3 separate regions of the Homo sapiens genome follow, and regions 1 and 3 are each linked to region 2. A link is a contact called in ENCODE Hi-C or POLR2A ChIA-PET data. All regions are on one chromosome and are shown on one strand. Each heading gives the region's core, a stretch centred on a gene start or an enhancer-like site at or near the end of the contact. The rest is flanking DNA. Distances are from core to core; before and after follow the strand shown.

What was found. Hi-C counts contacts between places; a loop is a spot of excess contacts on that map. ChIA-PET counts read pairs that join two places held with the same protein, here RNA polymerase II (POLR2A). Pooled maps may share reads with other maps.
Region 1: a loop to region 2 is called in a pooled map, with 5 times the contacts of the local background. The contact joins the promoter of ANKRD44 here to the promoter of MARS2 in region 2. A Hi-C loop is called at or near these places in 2 of 37 single-sample maps with no recorded cell type and 13 of 50 pooled maps. POLR2A ChIA-PET finds 5 or more read pairs at or near these places in 1 of 52 experiments (Panc1).
Region 3: a map with no recorded cell type shows a loop between it and region 2 (8-fold over the local background). The contact joins the enhancer-like site here to the promoter of MARS2 in region 2. A Hi-C loop is called at or near these places in 15 of 37 single-sample maps with no recorded cell type and 11 of 50 pooled maps. POLR2A ChIA-PET finds 5 or more read pairs at or near these places in 2 of 52 experiments (CD4-positive, alpha-beta T cell and activated CD4-positive, alpha-beta T cell).

What each region holds. Positions count from the first base shown.
Region 1 is chr2:197,309,507-197,313,644 of GRCh38, forward strand. It overlaps ANKRD44 (ankyrin repeat domain 44), which reads right to left and starts at 1,274. Exons shown (of 28, transcript NM_001195144.2): 1 at 1,072-1,274. The coding sequence starts at 1,098. It overlaps ANKRD44-DT (ANKRD44 divergent transcript), which reads left to right and starts at 1,560. Exons shown (of 4, transcript XR_923750.3): 1 at 1,560-3,192. RefSeq lists an enhancer at 125-626 and silencers at 750-1,129, 1,180-1,499, 1,510-1,589.
Region 2 is chr2:197,703,800-197,708,643 of GRCh38, forward strand. It overlaps MARS2 (methionyl-tRNA synthetase 2, mitochondrial), which reads left to right and starts at 1,570. Exons shown (of 1, transcript NM_138395.4): 1 at 1,570-4,596. The coding sequence starts at 1,607. The coding sequence ends at 3,388. RefSeq lists a silencer at 1,384-1,623 and enhancers at 1,764-1,813, 1,854-1,973.
Region 3 is chr2:198,003,546-198,007,860 of GRCh38, forward strand. All of the region lies in intron 1 of PLCL1 (phospholipase C like 1 (inactive)), which reads left to right. Among named protein-coding and RNA genes, the nearest start is that of PLCL1, 200 kb to the left of the region's middle. RefSeq lists an enhancer at 1,783-1,972. Within about 2 kb of position 1,871, at least 2 of the 41 ENCODE cell types and tissues checked have a DNase peak (open chromatin) inside an H3K27ac peak, as active enhancers do.

The DNA.
Region 1 (4,138 bases), core at 24-2,523, 390 kb before region 2:
CTGGATACTAACTGGAGAACGCAAGGCAGCAGATGCAACCCATGGACAAGTTTGAGGTATTTAATACCAAGGGCTGGCAAGTCTGACCCTGTAGTCAAAGTCAAGATTGCCTCTCTGCCTACCAGGACCCCAAAACAAAGTTCCTTTCACTACCCACGAATAAACGGGGGTGGGGGTAGCAAGCCGTTTCCTTTTTTCGTGGAAAGAGCTGCAAAGAGTTTTGTCATGCAACTTGGTTTGGTGCCTGTTAGTGTCAATGTAAGAGCAGCAGAGTCCGCGAAGGTGGCTGTTACCATTCCACAGACCTGCGGCGAGGACTGTCAATCCGATTCAGCAAATAACCCCACCTCTCCAAGCCAGGACTCCAGAGCTGCCCTGTGTGGTGTCTCAGCAAGGAAAGCCAACAAAGCTGGTAGACACAGGCAGACCGTAGCCCACCGCCTGTGAGTGGAGGCTCCGAGCCGACTTCACCTCCTCCTCAGAGGGACCGGCCCGATCCGAAAGGGCGGTCTCCAGGGGTCCCCATCCCGCACCACGCACACAGCCTGGCGCAACTAAAGAGGAAGTCGGATGTCACATCCAACGGATAAATAAAGACAGCCCGGCCACACAAGAGCCGCATTCTGGGCAGGACTCCTGCTAGGTTTGGGGAGGGGTCCCAGTCTGCGATCCTTTCTCCCTCTTCGTGCAGCGTCCTCCTCCCCGGGGCCCGGGCCGGCGGCGCCCACGCAACGCGGCGCGGTGCGAGTCCCGAGAGCACCTCGAGCCCCCGGCCCCCTCCCCAGCCCCGCCGGGCCCGCGGCCGCCGCACTCCCGCACGCCGGCTGCCCAGCGCCCACGGGCCCTGCCCCAGACTCGGGCGCGCAGTTCCGACGGCCCAGGGCGGGGACGGCGCGGCGGAGGGGAGCTGCCGCCGCGGGCTCTCGGAGGCACCGGCGGCCGCACACAGTCCTCCCCTTCGCCGCGAGTAAACAGCTCGCGGGCGCGCTCCAGCCGCGCCCCCATCCCCCCGCCGGGCTCCGCGCCGCCCCGCGCCCGCGCGTCCCGCCCGCCGGCGCCGCCGCCCGCTACCTGGTCGGTGAGTTTGAGCACTGCCATTCTTCCGCTCCTTCGCGCGCACACACATGCAGGTCCCCGGCCCGCAGATGTCACGCCGGGAGCCGGGGAAGCGGAAGGGATTGCCAGGAGAAGGGAAAAAATCTGGCTCCCGAATTTGACAGCCCTCCCCCTGCTCCTCCTCCGCCGCCGCCTCCTCCCGCCGAGAGGCTGACACTGGCTAGTGGGGTTTGCAGCCGAGCCCGCCCGCCTTTCCACAGGAAGTACCGGCTGCTGCCAGCCGGGCCGCCACTGACATCACCGCGCGCTGGCTCGCTCGCCGCCCGCCGCCTGGGCCGACGCTGCCTCCTGCCGCCCGCAGCCGAGCCGCGCAGCCCGGCCCCCGGCGCTGCCCCCGCGCCCGCACCGGGCCGCCGCCTGCCTTCCGCACCTGCACGCGGCGCCCGGCCGGGCCGGCCCCGGGCCCTGGGCGGATCGCGGGCCTCCCTGACGGGTCTCACACATATGGGTGGGGAAGCCCGCGGGGACACACCCCGAGGGGGCAGGAAAGGCTCTCACTCACATGCCGTCCACTTTAACCGGGGAGATGGGGTTACGCCCCCTTCCCCTAACCCAGAATCAGGTGGTGGCAGCGCCCCGAAGATCCCAGGGACCGCAATTATGATGCTCCCTTTGTTTAATGCCAGGAGGCAGCGGACACATTGTGATTCTTTACAGGGTGTTTGCCAAACATTTATGGGTGGAGGGAACAGAAGCTCTGGCCCTTCCACCTTGTTCTCCAGCCACTTTCCAGCTAAACACACACACACATATGCACACACACATACTATTGTTAAATTCAAACACCCTGGGTTTGGTTTTTGCTGGTGGGGGTGGAGTGGAGTTCCTGGAGAAGCAAAGCAGTCCTAAATCACCGAGTTGATGGGTCTTTTGGGTGTTCCCACCAGTCCTTACTGATCTCTACAAAATCCCAAGTTACCAAGCTCTTCAACAAATAGAAGACAGCTGTCAAACACCATGGGCTACAGATACAACGGGCATATTCGTAAGCATAGTAGCTGTTGATAGTTCTGGAATTTGGAGCAAACACTTATTCATTGAACAGCTATGTACTGAGTCCCTACCTTGTCAGGCACTGGCTAGGCACGGGAATAAACGGAGAGCATAAATAAGATAACCTGCTCTCAGAAGATGCCAACATAAACCGCATAGTCTCTGCTAATGAATGTAATTACAAACTGAGATAAGGGATCTCAAGGGAAAACATGCTTCTGAAGTGAACCCACAACAAAGGAATCAGACCAGACTGGTGGGTGAGGGCAGGCTTCCCTGAGAAAGTGACAGGAGTTGAGATCTGGAGAAGGGAGAATTAAGTAAGCAAGTGGAGAGGAAGTGCTCCCAGGCAGCCCCATGTGCCCCTGGCAGGCCATAGAGCAAACCTGTAGGGCAGCATTGAACAGCTTTGAAGAGCAAACTAGAGCTACAGAATTCTTTGGTCAAGACCAAACATCTGCCTCTACTGTATATTCACAAACCAAATGTCCATTCTTCCTCCCTACTCTTAGAACCTCCCCCAAAGATTCCACATGAGACAGGAGAGAAAGGAGCATTAATATCCTCACATTTACCATCCAGCCACTCTGGTTGTCGAAGCAGCTAAATCTCAAATTTACCTTTATTAGTCTTATAGATTATAATTCAGATCATGCAGACAAGAAGAACCAAGGAACTTTGTTCCTGGCTTCCACTCCTCTGTTATCAATGTTGCATGGAAACAAACAAACAAAAAATTCTAAGGCCTTTCTCAGACATACAACAGATTGTTTATGTTGCATCTATGAGTCAGTTCTTCACTGCTGTTATTGGTATGTCTATTTACTGAACACCCTGCATGGCTTTGTAAGTAAACTGAATAGGACCCTGCATTCTCTACTTAAATAGAGCCATCTTTCAGAAGAGTGATAACAAATGACTTAATTTGGAAGATTCACTCAAGATCCAATTTGATTCATCGCGGACATGCCTGCACCTAAGTTCCTGGGGCCAAAGTGAGGAGGCAGCAGTTCTCCACCCAATCAGACCATCATCCTCTTTTTGTAACTAGTATCTTTAACACTCCCCTTACTATCCTGAAAGGTAATTTGTGGATAATATTACCTACCAATACAAATTTCAAAAAAAAAAAAACCAGCAACAATATATTGTCCTAATTGTACAATAAAGGAAAAATTAAAGGAGAGTAATTTATAATGAATATGTATTTCAGTAGGTAAGTGGTAAAACACAACTCTCTTTGTCTTCTGACAAAACAAAGCAGTAAGATGCTTCCACCTATATGGAGAGGCTTTGTGAATGAGAGAATTACAAATGCAGACAGATGTGAACATATAGTGTTAGGAATTCAAATATCAAGATTGGTGTTGTCATAGGTGACCTGACTTTGTGAAAGGTTGAACAACTCGTGGCCAAGTTCCAAATAAAATAGGGAGCAGAAGATTTGGCAAAATTTATTGATAAGACTACACTTATCAGAAGGTCTGCTTTTAATGTGTTAGCCAGTACTTTGACAGTGATTCAAACACTTTGTTTACTTCATTAAATGAGACTCAGACTCAGCAGTTGACTATATTCGGTGAGCTTGAGAAGCCAGAATGCCCCTGGTATAATGTAGAGAAAGAAATCCAAAGATTTGTGGAGATGGGAATGTTGGAATAATTTTATCATGTATAATCTGTACAGCCAACCCCTACATATTCCTGGAGAGCCAGATGATGATCTTTATACTGAAGCATTGAAAAATACAGGCCAGGCACCATGGCTTATGCCTATAATCCCAGCACTTTGGGAGGCTGAAGCAGGTGGATCACCTGAGGTCAGGAGTTCCAGACCAGCCTGGCTAACATGGTGAAACCCCGTCTCTACTAAAAATACAAAAAATTAGCCAGGCGTGGTGGCATGCACCTGTAGTTCCAGCTACTTGGGAGGCTGAGTCACGAGAGTCGCTTGAACCCAGGAGGCAGAGGTTGCACTGAGCCAATGACGCGCCATTGCACTCCAGCCTGGGCAACAAAGCAAGACTCTG
Region 2 (4,844 bases), core at 320-2,819:
TAAGAGCACATCAACTGAGTATCCAAAGTTATTTTTTATATCTCTTATACAGAATTCGATTGGTCCACCTTTCATCATATCACTAGAGAAATCAGATCCAAGTTACCATATGTGTTCAGTCAAAGGTTATTATACAGCAGTCAAAATGAATGAATTACATGCAACATGTATTAAGAACATATGAATGCAGTTACATGCAACAACATGGATTAATATAGCAACAAAATGTTGAATAAAAAGGCAAGTTGAAGACTACATGTAGTATTATATCCTTTTTAGAATATTTAAATGCAAGCAAAATTAAACAATGTTACTTAGACATACTTTGTATGTGATCACACAAATGTGCAAGAACAAAATTCAGGACAATGACTACCTCAGGGAGGACAGTACGAGAAGAAAAGGAGCACACAGATCTAAATCACTGGTAATTTTCTAGTTCAGTGTTTCTCAAACTTTAATGTGCATCAGAATCACCTTAAAATCTAAATTACTGGGCCCTACCCTCAGAGTTTTCTGGTTCAGTATGTGGGGGATGGGGCCTAAGAATATACATATCGAACGAAGTTCCAGGTGCTGCCAGTTCTGCTGCTCTGGGGACCACACTCTGAAACCACTTGTAGTTCTTAGATTGGGTTGTAGGTTCATAGCTGCTCCATTTTATTATTAAATGTATATGCTACTTAAATTAAATTAAAAAAAAAAGATCAAAGATGAGAGTGTGTTATGAACTAGGGATTAACATTAATTCAATTCTGGGCTCCTGAGGTTTCCTCCCCTAAAAAAAATTCTAAGGTTCCATTACTAAAAGCAAACTTGAGAAACACTATTTTAAAAGAACTTCAAGACCATTAAAAAAATTAACTTTTTGAGAAATAAATTTGAAAATTATTCTTTATATGCACAGTGACAGCATATTGCACTCTACTTTCCTGGATCTCAATAAACTTTGGCAAGAACTTGGCAGATCACAAATCTACTTTTGTTGATTCAACAAAAACTGTTTAAAGACTTCTCTTCCATTCTCAGTTCTTATCCTTCTCTCAAAATGCTGTAGGTAATGATTTTTCATCTTTTTTCTCTCTCCCTCCCTTACAGATTGATTTAGGCTCTGAGATAAAATTTAGGTGACATTTTAGATATCGACAGGGCATGTGCAGAGCAATACTCTGTCTTGCAGTATGCCAGCCACGGACGGGGTTTAGACAAACGGCTGAATATAAAACTCTTGCCTACAAGCAGCTCAGCCTAGAGGGGGAAACAGATTCATAAATATAAAATTACAATCCAAAGCAGGAAACACAGTATGTTATACGAAGGCAAAGAGGTTCGTCTTCTTTCATAGCCTCTCCTAAACCCGGCAACTCTGAGCTGTTTTTCTGGCAAGCCGCCGTCCATTGGCGGCCTCTGGCGCCGCGGCTTTCGGCGTGCGGACGGCGCAGGCGCGGGCGGGGCGGGGCCGGGCGGGGAGGGCGGTGAGGGCCGGCGCTCGGGGCCGCGTTTCATTGGCTTTCCGGCCGGAAGCTGCGGCGCGACCCGGCTGCGCATGCGCCTCTCACACGTGCTGTCAGAACGCCGCCTCCTCCGCTTGCGGCCGGTCTGCACCATGCTGCGAACGTCCGTCCTCCGCCTGCTAGGACGCACGGGGGCTAGTAGGCTGTCTCTCCTGGAGGACTTCGGCCCACGCTACTACAGTTCGGGCTCCCTCAGTGCCGGCGATGATGCTTGTGATGTGCGCGCCTACTTCACTACACCCATTTTCTACGTGAACGCGGCGCCGCACATCGGGCACCTGTACTCGGCACTACTGGCGGACGCCCTATGCCGCCACCGTCGCCTCCGAGGTCCCAGCACGGCCGCCACGCGATTCTCCACTGGTACCGACGAGCACGGGCTGAAGATTCAGCAGGCAGCAGCTACCGCGGGCCTGGCCCCGACCGAGCTGTGCGACCGAGTCTCTGAGCAGTTCCAGCAGCTTTTCCAGGAGGCCGGTATCTCCTGCACAGATTTCATCCGCACCACGGAGGCCCGGCACCGGGTGGCTGTGCAGCACTTCTGGGGGGTGCTTAAGTCCCGCGGTCTGCTCTACAAGGGCGTCTATGAAGGTTGGTATTGCGCTTCCGACGAGTGCTTCCTGCCTGAGGCCAAGGTCACCCAGCAGCCGGGCCCATCGGGGGATTCGTTTCCTGTATCTCTCGAGAGCGGGCATCCAGTCTCCTGGACCAAGGAAGAAAACTACATTTTCAGGCTTTCCCAGTTCCGGAAGCCACTCCAGCGGTGGCTGCGGGGCAACCCTCAGGCGATCACCCCCGAACCATTTCATCACGTAGTTCTTCAGTGGCTGGACGAGGAGCTGCCCGACCTGTCCGTGTCTCGCAGAAGTAGCCACTTGCACTGGGGCATTCCGGTGCCCGGGGATGATTCGCAGACCATCTATGTATGGCTGGATGCCCTGGTCAACTACCTCACTGTAATTGGCTACCCAAATGCTGAGTTCAAATCTTGGTGGCCGGCCACCTCTCATATCATAGGTAAGGACATTCTCAAATTCCATGCCATCTATTGGCCTGCCTTCCTGTTAGGGGCCGGCATGAGCCCGCCACAGCGCATCTGTGTCCATTCCCACTGGACAGTCTGTGGCCAAAAGATGTCCAAGAGCTTGGGCAACGTGGTGGATCCTAGGACTTGCCTTAACCGCTATACCGTGGATGGCTTCCGCTACTTTCTCCTTCGGCAGGGCGTCCCCAACTGGGACTGTGACTACTATGATGAAAAGGTGGTTAAGTTGCTGAACTCCGAGCTGGCAGATGCCTTGGGAGGTCTCTTGAACCGATGCACTGCCAAAAGAATAAATCCTTCTGAGACCTACCCAGCCTTCTGCACTACCTGCTTCCCTAGTGAGCCAGGGTTGGTGGGGCCGTCAGTTCGTGCTCAGGCAGAGGATTATGCTCTGGTGAGCGCAGTGGCCACTTTGCCAAAGCAGGTAGCAGACCACTATGATAACTTTCGGATATATAAGGCTCTGGAGGCCGTGTCCAGCTGTGTCCGGCAAACTAATGGTTTTGTCCAAAGGCATGCACCATGGAAGCTGAACTGGGAGAGCCCAGTGGATGCTCCCTGGCTGGGTACTGTGCTTCATGTGGCCTTGGAATGTTTGCGAGTCTTTGGGACTTTGCTGCAGCCTGTCACCCCAAGCCTAGCTGACAAGCTGCTGTCTAGGCTGGGGGTCTCTGCCTCAGAGAGGAGTCTTGGAGAGCTCTATTTCTTGCCTCGATTCTATGGACATCCATGCCCTTTTGAAGGGAGGAGGCTGGGACCTGAAACTGGGCTTTTGTTTCCAAGACTAGACCAGTCCAGGACTTGGCTGGTGAAAGCCCACCGGACCTAGAAACTCAGTTCTTACCGGCTTGTGGTAAAAAAGCAAATGTGTTATCTTTTTATTTTTTATTTTCAGGAAAGTTATACTAGTATTTTCTTAAGTGTGGAATCAAATGAGCACATAAGCTGTGTCCCTGTGAAAAGAGGTTTGTAGCCTTTCAGGTGCCTGCTCCTATTCATTTCTCTGTGACCATTGATCACTGTCCTTTGTGCATTGTGTGTCTAAGATGTCTTCAGGGGAAAGATGGGTAAGAGACAGTGTTGCTAATGCTGTTCCTTCTTTGTGCCTCCTTCCAAACCACAGTTATTTGCCCAAACTACCTCTCGTGGCTGGTTTTTCATTGGCCTGGCCTCTGCTTCTCAGGCTAATTAGTGACTCCTTTCTTTGAGGGTCAGGGTTGGAGGCCCCTTACTGGTGGTTTTACAGGGGGATCCTACTTTGTTACACATGTTGGGTTTCCTGATAAAAAGAGAGTATTTTATTAAACCCTTGAACCAGTGTCCTAGACCAGATGATTTTTGCCCATGTGTATCCCCATTTAAATTCCTACAACTAAGTCTCCCTGCTTTGTTAATAGTCCAACAGTTGGGTTGTGTAACATCACACTTCAACCGGTAGATGGCTCTAATCTCACACATTTACTTACTAAAGATTGAGGATTCGGAATATTTAGAATAAATTAGTTTTCTGCTTTCTAATTTTGCAGATCTTTACATTTTTATTGCTTTTCTTAAAATAAGGGATAGCTTTGCAACCACTATTGTTTTAATGGAAAGCAAAAAACCCCCCCAAACTTATCAGAATCCTCGTTCTTTTTCAGACTACTGAAAAATGACATTTACTCTGTTAAATGTTTAATAAGTGAATAAGTAAATGTATCAAGTTGTTTATATAATAAATTATAAAACTCTTGAGGCACTTGGTATGTTAAAAATTTTAAACTTTAGTAACATTAGGTTACAGGTATGATTTAAAAATTTGTAAATAGTTCAAAAGGGCAATGTTTTCTTTATATTTCTTATAGTCTTAATTTTGTTATCCATGTGCATAATTTACCTCATGATTTCTTTTGGTCAATCAGGATCTTTAATACAATATAGAAATTGTGTAATAGTTATTATAAATGTTAATACACAACTTTCAGGTAATTTTAACTGATTATTTCTTTTGCTCTTTTAACTTAAGTTATTAAAGTTTAAAAGTTCGTAAGTACCTTATTCAGATCTGTTCTGTTGCATTCGTTGAAGGTGATGGTGAAAGGAGGAACTGACCAATGCTTCAGGAATCTCAGACTGGATTTAGGAATCTCTCTAAGGCTCCATAAGAGAACATCACAGAGAAGATGTTAGCAATTTATACAGTGATTACAACATAGTAAGCCAGTTATGTCTCATAGGTGATTAGACAGCTGGGCCAAAGTTCAAAATGAGAACTTGCCTTGGAATATACATTCTAAGTATGGTAG
Region 3 (4,315 bases), core at 621-3,120, 300 kb after region 2:
TTTTAGACCTTCTACTTAAGACAGAAGAACTATGTATTTCACCTCGTCTAACTTCTAGTATTTCAGATAATTTCTTCTCAGATACTTTTTTTTGGCTCAACCTATGCTTAATATTTTTAGCTAATGCTCACTCTGTCATCATTAAAGTGGTTTGCAGAAGAATATATGGCCTACGCAGAAGAATATATGGTCTATGCAAATAACTTCTCACTGTACATTCTCTATACAGACCTATACAAATATTTTCATAAAACTTCTGAGCTGGAGGTGGAACTATTACAAAGTGTTGTGGTTGAAAAAGGTTGATGGATTGAGGTTATTCCTCAAGACCTCTTTCCACCACAAAACTGAATATCCTAATTAGAGAATCCATTAGAAGGAACTTGACCAAGTCTGTGGCTTAATTTATGCCTCAAAGTGAAGTGATTAATATTATTCAATGCATGCATAGGACCAGAAATTCTTATTTGAATAAGTTATTCAACTTATAGGGTAATTAAAAACTGAAAGTAAACTGTCATTTCACTGCTATATTCCTATATATTAAATTAAACTTTAAACATTATTTAAGGATTCAATGTAATATATTTAGCTTTTTTTTTTAAAAGCAAGTCTGGAAGCTGGGCCAATTTCTACAAATGTTCTGCTCAGTAGCTAGCCTTTTGTGGAAACTCAATAGATCTTAAACACTTGGTTCATTTAAATTACTCTTCTTTTTGCTTTCAGGAAAGATTGAGAAGAGTTACAGGGAAGTTTAGTGGATTAGTCATTCAGTTCCTTGATGGATCACTTGCATGTGCCAATGCCAGGGAACATTTAACTGATTAAAACATTCTGAATGAATTTGTCATTTGGGGGTACTCTTTGAATGAATATCTTTATTGCATTGACTGTGTCCTACTGATATGACTTAGGCTTACTTCCAACATTAATTCTAAAGAGGCTCTGGCTAACTTATCTGTAGAATGTGTGTCCAAGTCAAGTTCGTGATGTATTTGGTTAAAAAAAACTTTGTGGCTCTTGAAAGAAATACAAAGATTTAGTAGTCAGTATTGTTTATAAAGTCTAGGGTGGTCATATTTAAATAATAAATCTAAGAATTAGATGAGTACTGTTACACATTTTTGTTAATAAATCTTAAATACTGGAAAGAATAGACTTAAGAAAAATATTCCAACATTGAAAACCTAAGTATCTAAACATATTTCAGTCTCATATGCCAAAAAATATGAAATTATAGCATTTTTGGTCAGGATAAACGCCTCCTGCATCTTTTTGTATAAGAAGTATTTTGAATGAAAATAGACTTGCCATGTCAGACTATTTGAAATTTAAGTTCTGTTTTCAATTTTAGGTTCTTAAAAAGGTCCAACTTAGCCAATGAACATAAAAGTGCTTACTGCTAATTTAGCTGCTGCTGCAGAACATGAAAGGAAATCATGAGGCCATTAACACATCTAGAAATAGTCATTTTCTAGCTTTCGGTTCCTAAGATAGCTTAGTGAAAATAAAATATTCAGACAAGGCAGGGTAGGGAGGTGAGTTTTTAAAGGATTTTCTTTTTAAACTTTCCTTCCTTCCACCCTCGCTCCCTCACTTCCACCCTCCTTTATTTCTCCTTCTTTATGTGTGTTAACTTAGAACTTCACTTCAAGATTTTCCGAGTGCTAAGTGATAGGGGCAGTGAGATATACGCTTTATCTCCCTGCATAGGCAATGAGTAAAAAAGATGTGAAATTATGGCAAATTCACCAGCAGATTTCAAAGGTGAAAATGCCCTTCTTGTACCAGGGTTAATATGATCTCCAGCCATCCATTCACAGATCATGCTCACTCTGTTGATGGCAAAGGAAAGTTCTCTTTGAGGCCTTGAAATGGAAACTGCACATCGTGCCTGGAAAGTCCCTCCAGGCTAGTGTTCAAGAAGTCTTTCTTTCACACTTCAGTTTCTTCATTGCATTATATTTACTGACTGCCTACCCTATGTTAGACCCTGTGTTAGGTCCTGCAGTCCTGTTCACAAGGATATTATAGTCTTGAGGGGAAGGCAGACATTCATTAAAGACTCACCTCAGTGTTGACGGGCAGACTGCAATAAAAAAGTATGCGGCACTGTGAATGTGTAACAGGTGTGGGCGGTGGTCAGGGAAGGCTGAGACTGGTTAACTGGGCAGAGGCAAAGGGTTGCAGGCAACTCGCCTGAGGTGGAGAGGCAAGGCTGGTGACAGGGGCAGGGAGGCCGTGGACAGCCGATATCACAAAAGGCGGTGCTGAAAGATGCAAGGGGACTGAGGACTTCTTTTTAGCTGAGCAAACAGTGCACATTTCTTCCACTCAGACTTTTCCTTTTCTAATTAAAAAAATGGGGACATCCACATCTTGATAACACAGTTAATGTGTGAATATAATAACTGCTTAATAAATCCTTGTTGAAATAGGAATGCTGATTAAGGCACTTAGGCCAGCAGCTGAAGGAGGCTTAATATATTCAGAGATGATTCCTAGGTATCTAGAAAAGGATATTTTAAGCTAAGAGAAAAGAGGGACAGTTCACCAGTTTCTTCCCTTCTAGGGAAACAACATAAAAGGACTGGAGTTGTTAAAAGACAGGGTGAGAAGTCTGTTGACATAAAACATGAGAAAATGAAGTTTGTGATGTTTTGATGCAGAAGTAAGTTATCATTATTGTTGAGTGATAATGGCATTAATTTTCTGAAGATGGGCAGCTCCTTTCATCCCATTTAATGTGTATGTGTGTGGGCATGTGTGCTTGCATACCTAAGGCTAAATTAATTTTTGGTACAATAGGGTAGGGTTGCTAGATTTGGTAAATGGAAATACAAGGCATCAAGATAAATTTGAATTTCAGGTAAAGGAAGTATAACTTTTGGAGTATATATATATGTCCCAAATGCCCTACCAGAGTGGAATTTTCCTCTTAAGAACTCTGGAGGCGTGTTGCCTCATTTCCCCCATGTTTTTAGTCATTGCATGTATAATGTTTATATTTATGTTTATTCGCAGTTTATTTTTGCCACATATATTTTTAGAATCTAAATTTTCCCAATAGTCTGGAACCTTTGGTGGGTGTACATAATGTGATGAAGGATTCTCTTCCTGGAGAGGCTGCTGATATATAGCCAAGATTCTGTCTTTGTGCTCTGGGCTTCTGTCTCTGTAGTGTTAATATTTCAAGAATGAGACTAGAGCATTTTTCTTACTTTAGTGCCCTTTGGAGCAACAGAAAGCTGCCTTTGCTGCAAAGGACCCTGTGGAATGATTGTTGATCTGCCTTCTAGAAACTGAGCTGTGCCCAAAACCTTTTACCAGTTTCTAAAGGCACCTGCTTTCATTTTCCTAGGAAGGTTCTTTAGGTGAGCGATAGTCACCCCTATATCTCTGCAATACCAAGTGAGCAGCTTGTTGTGTGTAGATACCATGAAATAGAAACAGATTCATGAAGATAAGATTAGAAGGTAATCTTTAGATTACAGAAACAGATTCATGAAAATAAGGATTAGAAGTTGTGAATGAAAACAACTGTTGCTTTGGATGGCTGGATTTAAAAATGTTCCTCAATATTGATGATGTGGTATTTTAATTAAAAAATAGGATCAGATCATGACACATAGAAGAAGCTATAATATGCACAATGATCTGCTTTTCCAGGAAATGAGTATCTTTGGGGATCAGCATTGAGCTCACTACACATGATAAAAAATAAAACTCATTGGAAATCTAGAAATTGGCAACTAAAAATTGAGTCAAAATGTGTTTTAACCACCCCACCCCCCTCTTGTTTGTTTTTATTCACTTCTGATAACCTACTGGCTGTTTAGTTATATTTTATGGTTGTTTTGGCTATCACAAACTCATACAGAATAGCTGGAATTATCAGTCTCAACAGGGACCATGAAGACATATGTGTGTAATTCAGTACATATATTAAAAAATAGCTAATTTACAATATTACAGGCACAAGGGAGCCCACTGATGTGAAGTTTCAGTGAAACAGTGTAAAGAAATGATGTTAGTTAAATATCACTATTTCTCAAAGTAAAGGATGTCATTGTATTAGTAGAATGTTAACCCTCTCTTTTATGGGTCAGTTACATCAACTTCATCATAAACCCTCTTCAAAAAACATGCATTTTAGGACTTGGATATAGTCAGGTCTGTGTTTCATTAAGCATTTGTTCAGATTCCAGCTCTCTTGCTCCACAACCATTGATATTTCTCAATTTATCTATAATTTACACCCTGACTGTCTCCATAAAAGATATAATGTTTATAAGGAAAGATATATGCAATTAGA